Regions from separate parts of the Mus musculus genome. Here region 2 is linked to region 1. A link is a loop called in an ENCODE intact Hi-C map of the cell type or tissue named here. Cell type or tissue: heart. All regions are shown on one strand.

The links. A loop is a pair of places that touch in the nucleus more often than their neighbours do. Peaks named below come from ENCODE experiments on the same cell type or tissue, not always from the same donor. Only the 100,000 strongest peaks of a DNase experiment are listed, where the experiment ranks them.
Region 2: a loop joins it to region 1, with 2.6 times the contacts of the local background. A loop is called at or near these places in 5 of 42 quality-filtered maps.

What each region holds. Positions count from the first base shown.
Region 1 is chr12:25,095,924-25,103,923 of GRCm38, forward strand. It overlaps Id2 (inhibitor of DNA binding 2), which reads right to left and starts at 169. Exons shown (of 3, transcript NM_010496.3): 1 at 1-169. The coding sequence starts at 87. In heart, CTCF peaks have their summits at 134, 4,830 and 5,034; DNase peaks (open chromatin) are centred at 258, 2,908, 3,948, 5,158 and 6 weaker places; H3K4me3 peaks cover 5,717 bases; H3K27ac peaks cover 6,749 bases.
Region 2 is chr12:25,296,760-25,304,759 of GRCm38, forward strand. It overlaps Gm46343 (a long non-coding RNA gene), which reads left to right and starts at 7,017. Exons shown (of 3, transcript XR_001780576.2): 1 at 7,017-7,063; 2 at 7,433-7,818. In heart, no CTCF peak of the experiment used is centred here; a DNase peak (open chromatin) is centred at 4,382; H3K27ac peaks cover 3,649 bases.

The DNA.
Region 1 (8,000 bases):
CACCGGGGTTTTGCTCCGGGAGATGCCCAAGCTGTGGTCCGACAGGCTGTTTTTCCTAACGGACCTCACCGGACTGAAGGCTTTCATGCTGCTCGTAGGAGGAAGACCGGGAGGGAGCCGCCACAGGGGGCTGAGCTGACTGCGCGGCACCAGGCTCGGTTCAGAATGAAGCGCGAGCCGGGCGGGGCGTCTTTTATGTGCACTCGCCCTGGCCGCTCAATCGGGCATCCCTGAATTGCCATTGGTGGAAGGGCTCCCGTCCATCATACCAGGCGAATTCTCCCATTGGTGAGTATGAGCTCTCGGTTCTTCCGCGTTCGCAGCCAATGCCTGTAGGGTGGGAGGAGCGGGCGAGAGCCCAGCTGGGGTGGCAAATTGAGTACAGTGTGCGCTGGGCGCCCAGGGGGCCTGAGTGTGCAATTGTGCCCGCCTTATTCCAATTCCCAGAGCTGGCAGGACCCCTGCCCCGGGGGTGTGCCCGGAGCTAGCTATACCCGCCCCCAGGACTTCCAGCAGCCCCACTCTCTCCGCACAGCAGACGGGAAGTCACAGGTCGCTAGCGTTAGGGAAGACAGCGACCGTGGCAGAAGGGAAAAGAAGCGCGCTTTTGGGAAGTCACATTTGTAGTGTTCCTTCTTTTAAGATAAAGGAAAGCTATTTGGGGAGGGGGGGGGAACCTACCCACATACACGTCCACGACAGGTTTAGCGTGAAGCTTTGCAACTTGGAGCAACGCGGGAGGCCTTCTCGGAAACTCAGTGACACGAATTGTAGGAACACTGTGCGGTCTCCCTCAGACCGCAGAGGAGCCCCGAGGGACCCGGTGCATTCGGAACTCCCCCCACCCCCAAGAATGAGGCAGGGTTACTATAATGACTCCATTAATCGAAGGTCATTAGTGGGGTTTGCACACTGGAACTACATTTACATACACTGCCCTTGGTCTGTGCCCTTCAGTGTAGGTGGCAAAGTGATGCGATTAATTATGCACAAATCGTGATTTCTGGTGTCACATTCCAACACTTAGAGCTCTTGGGAAGCTCTTTGTCAGGTAGGTGGTCCTAGCTATTGACTGACAGCTTATCGCTGTTTTTAAAAGAAAATTCTGTTACGTACGAGGTTTGGAATCTTTCAGCACCCTTCCTAGATGCAGCCACATTTTGAAAAAGTTTAGAGCTCTTGACTCCAATGCTTTAATTCTGAATTCTTGTTTTGCTGAAGACTACCATATATTAGTCGTGTATTAAAGGAAAAAAAATATTTATGTTAAGCCCAAGAAAGGGTTTTTGGTCTGAATCCCCCACATCCTCTGAATGCAATAAAGAGGAAGAATGCAGAATCCAGGCAAAGCTCTGTGTGGAGAAACAGTATTTTCCCTTCAATTAATGATTAATTCCTCAGCTGGTGGGCCAGGCGGTCTCTGACCTCCACGTGACAGCCATGTGCCCCAGGGCTTCTCTCTAAGGAGGCAGAGTCCGGTGATGTAGAGGCGGTAAAATCCGTCCATCTCAGTTTGGAGACTGCAGAAGGACTCTGCCCTGCAGGAAAATCTGCGCAAGGCAAGGCTTGCAATGCCTCCTGCGACTCAGCGACAGTGTTCGATTGACGACTCGCCTCTGTTATTAAGCCTGGAAGTGATTTACTATCTGAGTCCCCCCCCCCCCCAACAGTTCGAGCCTCTTGATGTACTTTGTGTGCATGTGTTTCTGTCACATACGTGCCACAGCGGAACAGATTTTGTTTTGACACTTTTGGTTCATGATGTTATACTCTGAGTATTTTACAATAATAGCCAATGTAAACAAACATCTCTGGGATTCTCAAATTATTACTTATGATTCTTGGACATTGCATCTCTGCGGTACTGACGCATTCTTAGCTTTTTCCAAGGACACCGTATGTTAGCACCCGTGCCAGCCTCATTATCCCAACAGAAAGGCCCTGGGCTGGATGATAATGAGCGCTGTGCAGCATCGCTCCACACACTGGCAGCGACCACGCATGAGCGCCTTCTCCCAAGACCATTCCTGTACCCTGATATAGTAAAATTGCTAAATATGGTGAAAGTTTTCTGGCGTTTCTTTCTCTGGCTGCCATGCCAGAGTCCAGTCTGCCGAGCTGCGCTGAATCCGATTCTGTTGGCACACTACCCAGTTTTTGCATTCATTTAAAGATCATTTTTAAGGGGATTGTGAAACTGTTTAAGTTAATGACTGAAGAGGACCGAGTTACCAGTAAGTCTGTCACAGCAAGCCCGGGCTGACATTTCTTAAAATTATGGTCTGGGTCTGGGGATTTGGTGGGAGCCCCTTTTGGGGCAGCTTATAATGGCATATAAAAATCTGTCCATTGGTGTGGATGTGGATTTTCATCAGAGAACCCTGGAGTTCAAATGGCCCCAGCTGCAGGACGTGCCCAGCTGCAGTAAGGGCGGGATCCGTGGGTGGTGGGAAGGTGTGAAGGGCTTCCGGCGGGTGTGTGTGTGTGTGTGTGTGTGTGTGTGTGTGTGTGTGTGTGTGTGTAGATATTGGCCACCCCAGCTACCTACTGGGACGCCCCCCATTTAAAGCAACAGACCCGCTTGGAGTTGCCCGAGCCCTGCTACCAGGCCCCCAGATCCCCCACCGTGTCCAGGCCACGCGCGGTAATCAGAAGCAGGTTCCTGCTCAGCCACCTTGGCTACTATCCCCGCGTGATGCCACGAGGGCGGGAGGAGCCGGCTCGGCGCGGGCGAGTCTCAAGGTCTTCTCTGCACATCTGGCGCAATTGGGAGCTCTCGCCTTTCTTCCCCTCGGTTTTGTTCTCACAGCTGTGTCCATTCCGCCCGTGACCCCCCGAGTGATCCCTGACAGGTGATGAATTGGCAGCAGCGGCGGCGGCAGCGGCGCGCAGGCCAGGCCGCGGCGGGGCCGGAGCCGGAGCCCCGGAGCAGACTCTCTGGCGCCAGGCGCGTGACGCCGCCCATTCACGCCGCCCTGCAGCCTTGTCCTCGCGGCGCCGCTCAGGCGGCTGCCATAGCAACCGCGCCGTCACTCAGCGCGCGCGCCCAGCTGATCAATGCCTGCAAGGCCCGGCGGTCCCAGGCTCGCCCTGACCGGGCCGTCAGCCTGCGCGCACCTGCAGCCTCTGCACGTCTTAAGTTTCGAGTGATTTGGGGGAAGAAGGAAGACCAAGAAGAAAAGAACAGGGAAAAAAAAGGGGGGGGGGTAAGAGAGGAAAAAAAAAAGGTCTGGAGAGGGAGAAGAAAAGAACTCTTCCTTGGCAGAAGGGGGGCACGGGGGGTGTAATGTGGCTTAGACCTTGCCAAAGCAAAAGGTTTTGCTTTATTTCATTTGTTTTTGCAACAGAGGCGTGGAGCTGGCGGGAGGGTAGAAGTGAATGCAAAGGAGGTCACTGTCTCATCGCAGGACAAGATTTAATTATTCCTCTGGATCTTCTTGTTTTTCGCCTGGATGGCTTTGACTCCAAAAGGAAAAAAAAATCTTTGAAGGACCCTTATCCTCGACCCGCCCACCCCCACCCCGCGCCGCGTTCTACTGACATCCTCTTAGGAACCCTTAGTGGTTATGCAAAGAGCAGCAGACTTTTCCAGAGCGGCCCCACCCCCACCCTGAGAGATGGTGGGATGCATTGCTGCCCCGGTCTTCTGGCCTCTCTGAGACTCAGCGTGCAGCTCCCGCAACTGCGTGCTCATTTCCGCTACAACAGCGGCGGGGGGGGGGCGGGGGGGCAGGCCTAGCCCCCTCATAGTGCTGAGTTTTCTTCTGACATCACCTAGAGTCCAGAAACTTGTAAGTCAGCCTGGAAACGCAGATACCTTCTCTGTCCCGGTTTATCTTAAGGGGAAAGCTCCCTTTTAGGAACCAGATGCCAACATTTCCGGATAGTTTATGGCACCGGGATCCTTCAAGGGTGCTCATCCACCGCTGAGAGTGTTGGCGGCAGTTTTTCATCGCCTGTCCTGCAGAATCACCCTCTGCCGGCCCTAAAACCCAAGGGTGAGGGTGGGAGTGCTGGGGACTTGGGGGAGGGGTTGCGGCGCACAACCCGCCAGCGCGGTTATCTGGCTTATCCGAGTTTGTTGTGGTTTTCGAGGAAACAGCATCTGGGTTGTATAAGGATTCGAGTTTTTGCTTTTCGTGTTTATTTAATACCTTGGCAAGAGGGAGCCCTTATCCTGAAACCAGATAAACCGAATTTGGGTTTAAAAAGGCCTTAGATGAGGAAGGCTTGGACTGAAGGAAAAGGAGCAAAGCCACGAAAAGCAAACAAGACGATGTTTGTTTTTCTCTTTGGGGTAAATTTTTTGAAGACTCGTACACTTCGTGTCACACTCAGCTAATAAATGGCATTAGCGAAGCGCCGCAGCTACTACAATGGCTTAGCCTTAAGTTGGCCCGCCCTTGCCTCGCTCGCCACAATTCCGACCTTAGCTCCTTCTAGGATTCCCTCACAGTTCTGTTTACCTGCAGATCTCGAGCCCCAGCTTTAAAAAAAAAAAAAAAAATCGTGCCAAATCCAATTGCTTGCCACTGTCTGATCCCCTTTTAGAAAGATCATTTTTCAGCCTGGTTCAAAGAAAGCCAAGTTTGGGAAGTTCGGCGGAAGGGTCCGATTTAACTATGGAGCGCCGCAAATATTTTGTTACCAACACTGTAAAGTGCTCCGCTCCGATTTGCGGCCGCCTTTGGCATTCACAAAGGATTTTCCTGCGACTTTTATTCCGGTCACCAAATTTAAAAAAGAAAACTAACTGGACGGAGCGATATGTCTTGGTAAACAATCTCGGACTGCCTGCGAACTGGCGGGAGCGGGGGCTGGCGTCACCCAGTCGGCGCCACCGGGAGGCGCGCGCCGCGGGTCGGGCCACCACCAGAGCCGGGGTCACCGTGGGGACCCCAGGCCGCAGTCCGCTGGGCGCCCCCCCCCCCAGCCCGCCAAGCCGAGAGAGTGCAGCGCACAGGCCACCCGCGTCTGCCCACTGGCGTCCGTGGGAACCCGCAAGCAGCCTGCAACAAGGGCGGGCTTGTCCGGAATCAAACTGCTTCTTAATATTATAATGCCGCACCAAAAGCAAAACCTGGCCCGGCTTGGAAGTCCCTAACAAGAAACACATTGTGTGAGCTGCCCCCGCCTTGGTTGGCTCCAGCCTCGTTTGCGCGCTGGCCGCTCTGCAGACAGCCAAATCCAGGACTGTAGTTTACCCGAACCCGGAGCCTGCACCACGTGTGCCCGGGGCATCCGTGCCGCGCCCCTGGCGGGTTGGGGCAGCTAGAGATGCTTGGGTGCGCCTGCAACTCCAGGGCTCTTGCCTTTTGCAAACTCTGCAAGCCACGGGGCTCATCATCTCTCTGGACATTGGTGGCTCCAATTCAGGCGGGGAAACTTGTTTTTTAAAAAGAGTTTGACGCTCTTCTACTTCCCTAAATTTTTAGGCGTCCCCCCCCCCCGCAACCCCCAGACTTCCTCCTCTCCAATGGTAATTTACAGACTTTTCTGCAGTTAAATGGAAAACCCTCTTCCCACCCCCACCACGTGCTGATCATTGTTGCCCCCAACCCTGGCCCCAGGCACGTGTCTCCATTGCCTTGTTCTGTGGGAAAGGGCAGGACCTGGGCCACATCCTCAGAGAGGTGACTACAGTTGACTGAGAAAGCCAGGACCTTTCTGGGATTGTGAGCTAGACCCAGGAATTTGGGTCATTCTGGTCAGACTGATGGAGTCCCTAAGTCATCCTATCCTGGCACCGGTGGAACTGGGCGTGGCTTGTTGAGATTCGAACAGTGCCCTCAGCAAGAGCCTGGAGGGAAGGCCTGTGAATTGGACCATGCATTCACTTTTTATTTTATAATTGAATTTTCTTTTGAGAACCTTTTAAATGAGCACTTCATCTAAATTATTCCCATCCCTGCCTCCGTGTTCAAACTCAGTGTTCCTCTCCGCAGCACGCGGTCTCTTCTTTAGTTATTATTGCTACATGAGTCTAACACACACAAACACACAGAGTACTAAGTCTATGCAGCTCTGCTAATATGCGCAAGCATTTAGGGCCCACACGGGATTAGATACCCTATCTGGGAACTCTTCCCCAGAGGTCTTAATTTATTCTTTCTCCGCAGCCATTGACTACCCTTTAGGTCTAGGGGTGGGACCACGTGGAATTTCCTCCTCTCACGTGGCATGTGGTGGTGCCACCATGCGGGTCTCATTCAGGATACCATATTGTTGAGACTTCACATATGCATTTTCCATGTCTAGGGGTCAGTGTTTAGCAACAGGCACCCAGGACCTCTGGGTGTAGATATAGGGGGAGAGAGAGTTTAGGCACTGCACAGTCATTTATCCTCCAGTTGTGGATCTCAACAACAGTCTCCATCTGTTGCAAAAAGAAGCTTTTTAAAAAATGAGGTAAGAGCTACACTTACCTGTGAGCATAATGATCCTATCTAGAAAGTATAGGGCCAGAGAGATGGCTCAATGGCTTAGAGTACTGACTGCTCTTCCAGAGGACCAGGGTTCAATTCCCAGCACCCACATGGCAGATCTCAACTGTCTGTAACTCCAGGATCCAATACCCTCACACAGACATACATGCAGACAAAACACCAATGCACATAAAATAAAAATAAATTAGTTTTAAAAGTCTCTTGATTTAGGAAAATGGCTGTACTAGACTCTCTTCTAGGGTCTACCACCTCTAGCTGTGGGTACTTCATTAAGTTTTCCAGTACTAGACATGACTTCCCTCCTATTAAATGGATATTAAATCTAATTAGATAGCTGTTGGTAAAAGTGATAAAAGTGTTGATAAAAATGATTAGAGGGCCATTATTTCACTGTTGGGGTATATTGCTGCTCCAGTCATAGGTGTGGTTCCTAGCCTTTAAGGCGGGGTAGGACCGCCCACTGCTCCTTCCCTTGGCAGCTTGCATAGCACCTTCCAATAGCATAAAAGCCAGTCCTTCTGGAGGAGGTGTCCGGGTTCCTTTCTGTGTCCAAACTGTGTGTTGTCTTCAGCAATAGCCTTACCTGGGAGGAAGCAGAGGGCAATGGCAAAAGCCCATATTGCTTAGGAGACTTAACCTCTGGCCAACAACTCATGCAAGGGGGGATGGGTATTCCCACAGTCCCAAAAGGGGGAATGGGTATTCCCACAGTCCCAAAAGCTATTTGGGGGGTTGTGGCGTCAGATCATGTAAGGCCATGAAGACTATGGAGACCTCAGAGGAAGGGAGGATGGAGAAAGGGGGAAAGAAAAGGAAGAGGGGAAAAGGGAGGGATGTATAGAGGTCCTCATGCCTGCCACTGGGGTTTTATTAGATAGTGCTTGGCTCTTGGGGTGTGAGCAGTGTTATTTATCCCATGCGGTATAACTCCATTCAAAGCACACACACACACACACACACACACACACACACACACACACACACACACACACACACACACACACGTCTGTCTATCTATCTATCTATCTATCTATCTATCTATCTATCTATCTATCTATCTATCTATCTATCTATCTATCTATCTATCTATCTATAATTCTATGGCCTCCTATAGGGAGACTGGGTGGCTGATGGCTCAGAGTCATGAGCCTTTTGGGTTTCCAGAGGGTGGGTATGGGAGCCCCTAGGTAGAAGCTGCTGGCAGCTGCTGTAAGATCTCGTCTGTGGGGGTACCCCTGAGAACACATTGAGGAGTCGCCTCTTTGCAGGAGGGTAAATGCCTCTCTGACAAGCACAGCTGGCTCTTTTAGCACGTACAGCCAGGGAAGTGGGATCCAGCTGAGGCTGCAGCCCACTCCTCCCTCTACGCATCCCTCCTTTTTCCTCTCTCTCCCTTCCTCCCTCTTCCTTTTCTTTCCTCCTTCCTTCTTCCCTTGAAGTCTCAATATGTTTCATGTCCCTACATGATACCCTGCCACAGCCTCCTGAATAGCTTGGACTGTAGGAATACCCATCCCCCCCTTGCATAGTCCTTCATTTCTTCACTCTGGTTGC
Region 2 (8,000 bases), 200 kb after region 1:
CAGATGTATCAGTTGAGACAAGACTGGGCTTCACTCCTTTGCATTTCGATTGGCTGAGGTTTTCTGTAATGCTTTCTGTGTTGCAGATAGAAGTTGCCTTGATGAGTTGAAGAATGTACTTATCTGTGGGTATGAGGATACATATTTAGAATGTAGCTAGAGATTATGCTGGGTTAGTAAAGTGGCAGTTATAGGTTCTCCTCCAAGAGCCAACACTTTACTAGCCCCAGATAGTCCAGGCTTCCAGTACCAGGCATGATTTTGCTCTTGTTGAGTGGGCCTCAGGTATACTTAGAGAATTGTTGGTTACTGCCAACGTATGCATGCCACTGTTACACCTTTGAGGATTTTTGGGTCATAATGATTATAGCTGTGGTTCATAAGTATGATATCTAGGTAGGACTCTTGTTGCTTCCCCCCATTTGTACAGCCCATTGGCAGACTTGAGCTAGACATTTCTTCTTGATTCCTACTCACATTGTAGAAGCTTCTATCAGAACACTGGCTCACTTCAGACCATTATTCTATCCATGCCTCTACACTCAGGCACTTTGCAGAAGATGCCTTTAATGGGGAGGATCCTTTTATTGTATTTCTTCCTGTTGTATGAGACTATCCTCCAAGTCACCATCTTCTAGAATTCAGTGGGAGTTGTTACAAAAGATCACCATAGCTGAGCTTGTCAACATTCCCTCATAGAAGGAGTTGTTGGAGTCATGGAACTGTTACTTGAGTATCTAGCAACGTCTCCCAGCTAGTTGTGTGCACTTCTGCCCTGATTGCACTTGTCCTCCAGGACTCTGGGAAGGTTTAGAGTATATAGGTCAGAAAGACTGGGGGGGGGTATCATCTATACATCTGTGGGGTGGTCATCATCCATGTTGGATTCAGACCTTCCAATGTGGCTGCTTTAGGTCACCTGTGCTCCTGGCTATAACCCCTCACCCATTGCTCTATAAGTAAGCCTAATAATATTACAGGTTTCCCAGAATAAACTTAGCAGAACTGCACCTTAGTTTATCATTGGCATTAAAAAGAGGGGCAGACTTACTGATGTCTTCTCTTTGTAGAGCTTTAGCAATACTTCGCCACATGGATTTAGGTGGGTGCTTCAAACAATTTTCCAGCTATACCAAATAAGGATTTCACTATGGCCTCAACCATCTCTCTGTTTTAAGTCAGACGTGAGTTTTGAGCTCATGTGTGTGTATAACCACCCTCTGCCTTTATGCTGCCCAGATAGCAGGTCAGTGTGGTGTTGAAGTGTAAAGCCCTCAAAGAGTGCCTGAGTGTCAGTCAGTGTTTTACTCTGGCAGAGCATTGCCCCTGCCTGCTGCTCTCTACCCCATAGCTTCCTTGTATATCCCTCTGCACATGCATTGTGGCAAATGTCCAGGCTAATCTCCAAGCCTCTTCCTGTGTTGGCCTACAGTTGTTTTCACAAGAAACAAACAGATGTATGGAGGTTTAAGAGCAACCTCAGAAATCCTGGTATGGAAAGAGAAAGAACAGCTCATGTTTTTCTCCACCAGTGTCTTGCAATCATTAGAATCCTTCTCAGATGACAGCAAGTTGGACTCAAGTATGAATTTAACAACAGGGATTCATTAGCACTTAGTAAGCCCCCGTCTCTTGTAGGTAATGAGTTAGGAATGGTATCTGCTTCCAAGAACTGATAATTGATTAAATATATAGATTTAGATAAGAAGAGATGATATGGCTTATCTACATAGTGAGCTGGGTGCTAGTCTCTGGAAACTCATCATGCAATCTTTATCCTCACATACACACAACCCAGTGGGAAAGATGTTATTATTATTTCTATTATTACCACCGTTACTTTTATATCTGAATAACTAAGACATAGAAGGTTGGCACTTCCTCTCCCAAGTCCTATGGCCAGCAGTTAGGAAATCCAGAACTCAAAGCCATATTTGATGGTGTGAAGCCTATGCCTCTTCCCATGCATGGGTACCGATCTGGTCTTTCCTCATTTCCCCGTTCTGCCTTCTCATCTCTGAAGTGAGTCCAGGATGCGGCTGACCCATTCACTGATTGAGCCAGGCCCTGTTGGAGAGACAGTGGACACTATGTACATTTGCTGTCTACCAGGCCCCTGATTCAACTTGCTTTTAGGTCTTTTGTGTTTTTGAGACTCTGGGGGAAGGGCAGGGCGGTGAGTGAGTGAGACTGGCCATCTCTTGTTAGTGGTCACACCACATACCACAGCCAAGCCAGCTCCCTACATGTCAACTCCAGTTATTGACCCTGAGCATATGCTGGCAGGGTGAGACATTTTCTAGGACATGTTTTCTTGTCATGTAGATCAGAATCAACGTGAGTCAGAATGTGGAAAGTTAGGACTTATCCAAGATTAAGAAACAGATCAAACCTTAGAAGTGAGATGGATCAGGCACAGGAAGGTGTACTGGTTTGTTCATAACTTAGAAGATACGGGGGCAGAAGGGGATCCAAATCACCATTATGTTTGGATCTTACTTGCATAATAACAAGTTGATTTACCTACTAATGATAGAGCCTTCTTCTGCTTCAGGGACAAAAACCTCATGCCTAATCATTTCTCAGAGAGTCTAGGTCCTCACATCCAACTAACAATGCGCTCTAGGGAACACATTCAAACCACAGCACACTCTGGAATTTGTAGTGGTCTTGCCTCTCTGCCTCCCTCTTGAATCTCCCGCGGGACATGGAGCATGTGTGGATGGGACATAGAGGGATGGGAAGTTGTTCAGTTCCTGTAGAAGAAGTAGCTCCAGCCACACTCCTTATTGAGAGCTCACAGAAAACACTTTAAAATTAAATTATTAATGCTTCTTAGACACATATTCTTTCAATTTCAAATAGAGTGAGGTGGCTCTCATTTGAGATAACCCAGGGAAGCGCCCACTTAAATGAAGAATAGACTGTTTGAGTGAGTCACGAGAAACACAAGTAAGATAGATGCTGTGCCTTTAGGGAACTTTAGTTACTGTGTATCTGACGGTGACTGTTTCCTGTAATGATCATCTCTGAGCCAGTTCCTGGGTGTGTGGGAGCTGCACTCACTGATGTGCTTGGGTGCCCTCCTCCTGTGCTGGTTTGTTTTGTCAACTTGATATGATCTAGAGGCTGGGAAGAGGGAACCTCAACTGAGGAGTTGCCTCCATCAGACTGGCCTTTGCGCATGCCCATGGGGGCATTTCTTTAATTAATTAAACACTTTAAATTAAATTTGATTTTAATTTAATTAAGATTAATTGATTTCAACAGTACAGGAGGGTTTAGCCCATCGTGGGCAGTGCCATCCCTGGGAGCCAGAGAGAGCCATAGAGAGCAAGTCAGTAAGCAGGTCCCTGCTTCATTCTGGCTTCTAGGCTTTTCTTGATGGCTTATTATAAACTGTAAACGGAAATAAACCCTTTCCTTCCCGAGCTAATTCTGGCCATGGTGCCTGTCACAGTAACAGAGAGCAAAGTGGGGCACGCCCCCTCCCCCAATGCTGTTGTCAGTTTAAATTGCTGCATCAGGGAAAGGTTTTCCAAGTAAAGTCAAACTTCAGCCTAGTGTGAACTACTTCGAATTGGTGTATTCCATGGCGATGTCATGTCCCCCCCGCCCCATTTCCTGTCCCTGTCAAACATTAACTATGTGAGGGTAAGTGGGAGTGGAGGAGGCAATCTTTTGGGGACTAATGGACTTTGTGGGGGTCAGTGAGTGAAAAATGGAATTAGAGACCTCATTTCTTCTTTGATGGTCACACTGCTAGGTACGCATTCTGAAAGCCTGCTTTGCTTGGTGTCTCCATCTGAGAATGCCAATTCAGCTAGACCAGGTTTTCAGGCCTATATTTTCTTTGCTGCTGAAGGAGACAAGAAGAGAAAAAAGTTGGAGGAAGAAAAATACAACAAACAAACAAACAAACAAACAAACAAACCCAAACCAACCAACCAAAAATCCAGAAGAAAAGTGGCTGCAAAAACCCTCTAAGTTTGTTTGCCTTTTGTTCTAGTTATTAAACGTGTTTGTTTTTAAATGCAAGCCACAATGGCTTCAGATTCCTCATGGACCTTTTTTCTGAAGCAGACCTAGACTTAAAGGATGCTCTTCTCAGTGGTGACCCTGAGGTGACCACTACACCATGGAGTTTCTGAAGACCCCCGTGACGTTTCCTGACAGAGCTGATATACTGTGTCCTCGTTCTCAACTCCCTCAGAATCCACCACTGGGATATGGATGCCTTTTGTCCTTTGGGCTTCACCCCTCTGGCTTCGATTTCAAGGGAGGAAAGCGGGGCGTGGCAGGTTCTATGTGGGAGCTTCTTTTGAGTCCCCAAGGGCAGTGAGCATGCTGCTTGCTGAATGTTTCCTGCTTTGCAGAGCATGCTAGTGTGTAGAAAGAGTTTCACAAGGGTTCTGGCCCATTTCTCTGACAGTCCTTCCCATTTTCATTGCCTGCTTTTACTGATAGCAGACGCCCGTGTGAGGAACTGGGTGTGGTGGCACATAATTGTAATCTGACTACTAGGAAGCACTCAGAATGCAAAAGACCGGAGGACTAGGAGTTTAAGGCCAGCCTCAGCTATAACTTGAGCCTCATCTGGGCTACATGAGACCCTATATCAAACAAGCAAGCCAACAAATGACAGAGCTTATGTGATGTGGGTTGGGAAAAGTCAGAAGTAAACTAAGTTTGGGGAGGGTGATGTCTGAGAAAATCTTGGCATTTGAAACTTCTGGGCTTCTCTTCCCATGGGACCTGCTTCCCCATCACGAGGCTCCTCATTCACCTAGAGCCTGGCAGTGTGATTTGTGCTGGGCTGCCCACATGCTATTAGCAACAACTTCTCACATAGAGCCTGGATTGGACCATACTTTACCTGGTCCTCTACTTATGGCCCGCCCATGATACCTCTGCTCACAGGTGTTCTGAAAAGCTGAAATTTTCTCTCATTTTCTACACATAGTGGCTGCTCTGCATCCTTGAAGGTGCACCTTATGGCTGGTCCTGGGAGAGGAAGCATCCTATTACCTCCAAAGTCTCTGTGGTAGAGTGACCAAAGCTTTAACCTTAGACACATCTATGTTCACATGCACATACACACACATAAACATATACACGCATACAGATAGATGTACACACATGTATACATATACATACACATACATGTACACATATATCCATACATGTATAGTAGTGATGGTTAACCTTGGTAGTCAATGTGACTGGATCTAAAATCAACCAAGAGACACACTTCTGTGAAAGCTTTGGTTGATCAGGCTATTTGAAGTGAATGATGCATCCTATGTATGAGAGGCACTTCTCATTGCTAGCTTAGATAAAAAGAGATCCCCGGGGGAAAGTTCTGGGTTTTGCCTCCTTCCTATAATATCTTGCTGGTGAGTTTATCTACTCTGTCACTGTAGTTGCTGCCACCGTTGTCACTGCTGTAGCAGCAGCTACATTTCTTCATCAATCTCAGAACCCAACTCCATTGTCTTCCAAGGAAGACTGAAGGCAAGGGGTTCTCCAGGAATCTGCCAGGCCTTCAGCCCAGGTTGGGATAGCAAAGTCATTCAGTCTTGTGGCCTGAGCAGCTTCTGAGTTCTTAGCTTCCTCCCCAGTGTGCAGATAGCTGCTGTTAGGACAACCTAGACCACCCATGTAAGACAATCTACAGTCTTATTTTGTCCCTATAGAGAACCCTAATGCATGTGTGTGTGTGTGTGTGTGTGTGTGTGTGTGTATATATATATATACAGTGTGTATGTGTATATGTGTATATGAGCATGTGTATATGTGCATATGAGCATGTGTATGTGTGTACTCATGTGTGTACACACACGTGCACCTGTTTTCTGCTTCCTCTTGATTTTTGGCTGCAAACTTAGAGTGGGAAGTACTCTTTCTTAACTTCACATTTTGCCCCCTCCCATATAAATGCTTTTTGTTATTGTTGCTGTGGTCCTTTTTGTTTTGAGGCAGCATCTCAATTTAGGGTTCCACTGTGTAGCTCTAGCTGGCCTTGAATGTAGCAATATGCCTGCCTTTGCCTCCTGAATACTTGGATAAAAGCTCAAAGTGGCAAGTGCCATTGACTAAAACTGTTTTTTTCCCCCCCTAAGGAGCATGTTGAAGGATGTGACAATACCATGGATTTGGATGTATTCCAGAGGCCCTGTAGCCTGCCCTCATGCCCAGTCTAGCCAGATCTCTAATTAGTCTCTGGGCTGGCAGGATCTACCCAGGTGACATAGGTATCGCTTATGCCTTTTGGATGCACCTGCCCTGTCTGCCATGTGAAACAAAAACAAAAACAAAAGCAAACTTCCATATAGTATTTATTCCTGGATCCCCTGAGGCCAGTAACCTCATCGAGGTCACCTGGTTTGAAGTGGGCATCACCTGGTTTGATGTGGGCATCTGTTTAGGATGTAGATGCCTTTGGAGGGAAGGGCCAAATGCCACATCCACTGACCTCTCAGGGACTGGGGAACATGATCCATCTTGGTGGACATGCACAGTGTCACCGTGAAGTAAGAGTAGGCTTGTTACTCTAGATTGCTGCCTGTTGCAGTTTTCTGATGCTATTTCTCTTTATCATGTTAGAAAGTTCTCAGTACCTGGCTCTCTGGGTGCCTGGGGTGGAGGGGCTCTTCAGTCTGTGTCTCTCCTGCTTCTTTTGCCATTCACTGCCCAGTGAACTTTCCCTGGCTGCTCCCATTGCCAGCACTGACAGAGTCCTACTGGGTATTGGTTGCCTTTATCCCTGCGCTAACCCAGACTGTTCTGTGGTAATTATGGTCCTTAATCACCAGTAGAAATTGAAATGAAAGGCAAACTCTAGAGCCCTGCTCGTGAGCCTGAGGAGGAAGTGAGTCTGGCAGGAAAATAAAGGGAAACCAGCAAGCCAAGCCTGGCCACTCCTCACAAGCCAACGTGTGGCATGTTCTAGGAAGTCCTGGGGAAATAAAACCTGAAGGGAAGAGTGAGCTGGTGTGTAGATGTCCCCACTGCTGCCGGCATTGTTTATACGTCATGGTTGGCATTTGGCCCCTCCTTCCAGGTTAATTCATTGTTAACAGATACTGATATCAGACTGAATAAGGGGGAGGAAATTCTGGGAGGAGTGTGAAACCATTGTTGGCTTAAGCCGACTGTGACCCACATAGAAAGAACAGCAAGGAGTGCTGTCTCAGCAGAGAAAGGAGGCGGATTTATTGTGTTTACTTTGCAAAGAGGAACAAACAGGTCTAAAGACCCCACCCCCACCATCTTTGGGGTCCTTATAGTAAGGTTGTTTAAATGGATCAAGAGGTGTACGTCATTAACCAGGCCCGATCAAGGTGATGGAATGGGATGAAATCTCTTTCTAGGAGACAGGCTGCCCCACTAGCTGGCACCAGACACTGATGATCTTTTCCTGCCCCAGCAGGAGACTCCTAAGGAAGTTCAGTTCCTCCGGGACTATGATTTCAGCAGCCCGATGGCTAAAGGGAAGGACACAAGTGTTTCTCCTTAGAGTAGATTCCCTCCTGCTAGGTGGTTACACCTGCAGAACAAGGAAACTGCATCTCAAAGTGACCCCTCTATCCTAAGGGGGCACCAGATGCTGCTCCAGATGTGCTGCCTGTAGGCTGCCTGCCTCCTCTCTTCAGGCTTGCTGCCAAAGGCACCTGGCTGGGCTACCTTGTCCAGCTCCCAAGACTTCCATCACGACTCCCCTCCTATCTTGGGAAGTCGAAGTCCTGCTCACCTTGAAGACTCCTTGAAGACTTCGGTTTCCCTGGAAGCATCTACTAGCATGGAATGCGTAAACAGGTAACTCACCGCATGCTTCTTCCCCCTTGTCTTGCAGTTCTAAGAGGGTGAGAACTCTGTGTATCTGCTTGGATCCAAATAAGGAAAATAGGGTCTTAGATACTTTTTTTTCTCTCCAACTTTCCCTTCAAAAAACATTTCCAAGGGAACCTCTTTGCAACCTGTCTCTCTGCTCCTGTGGT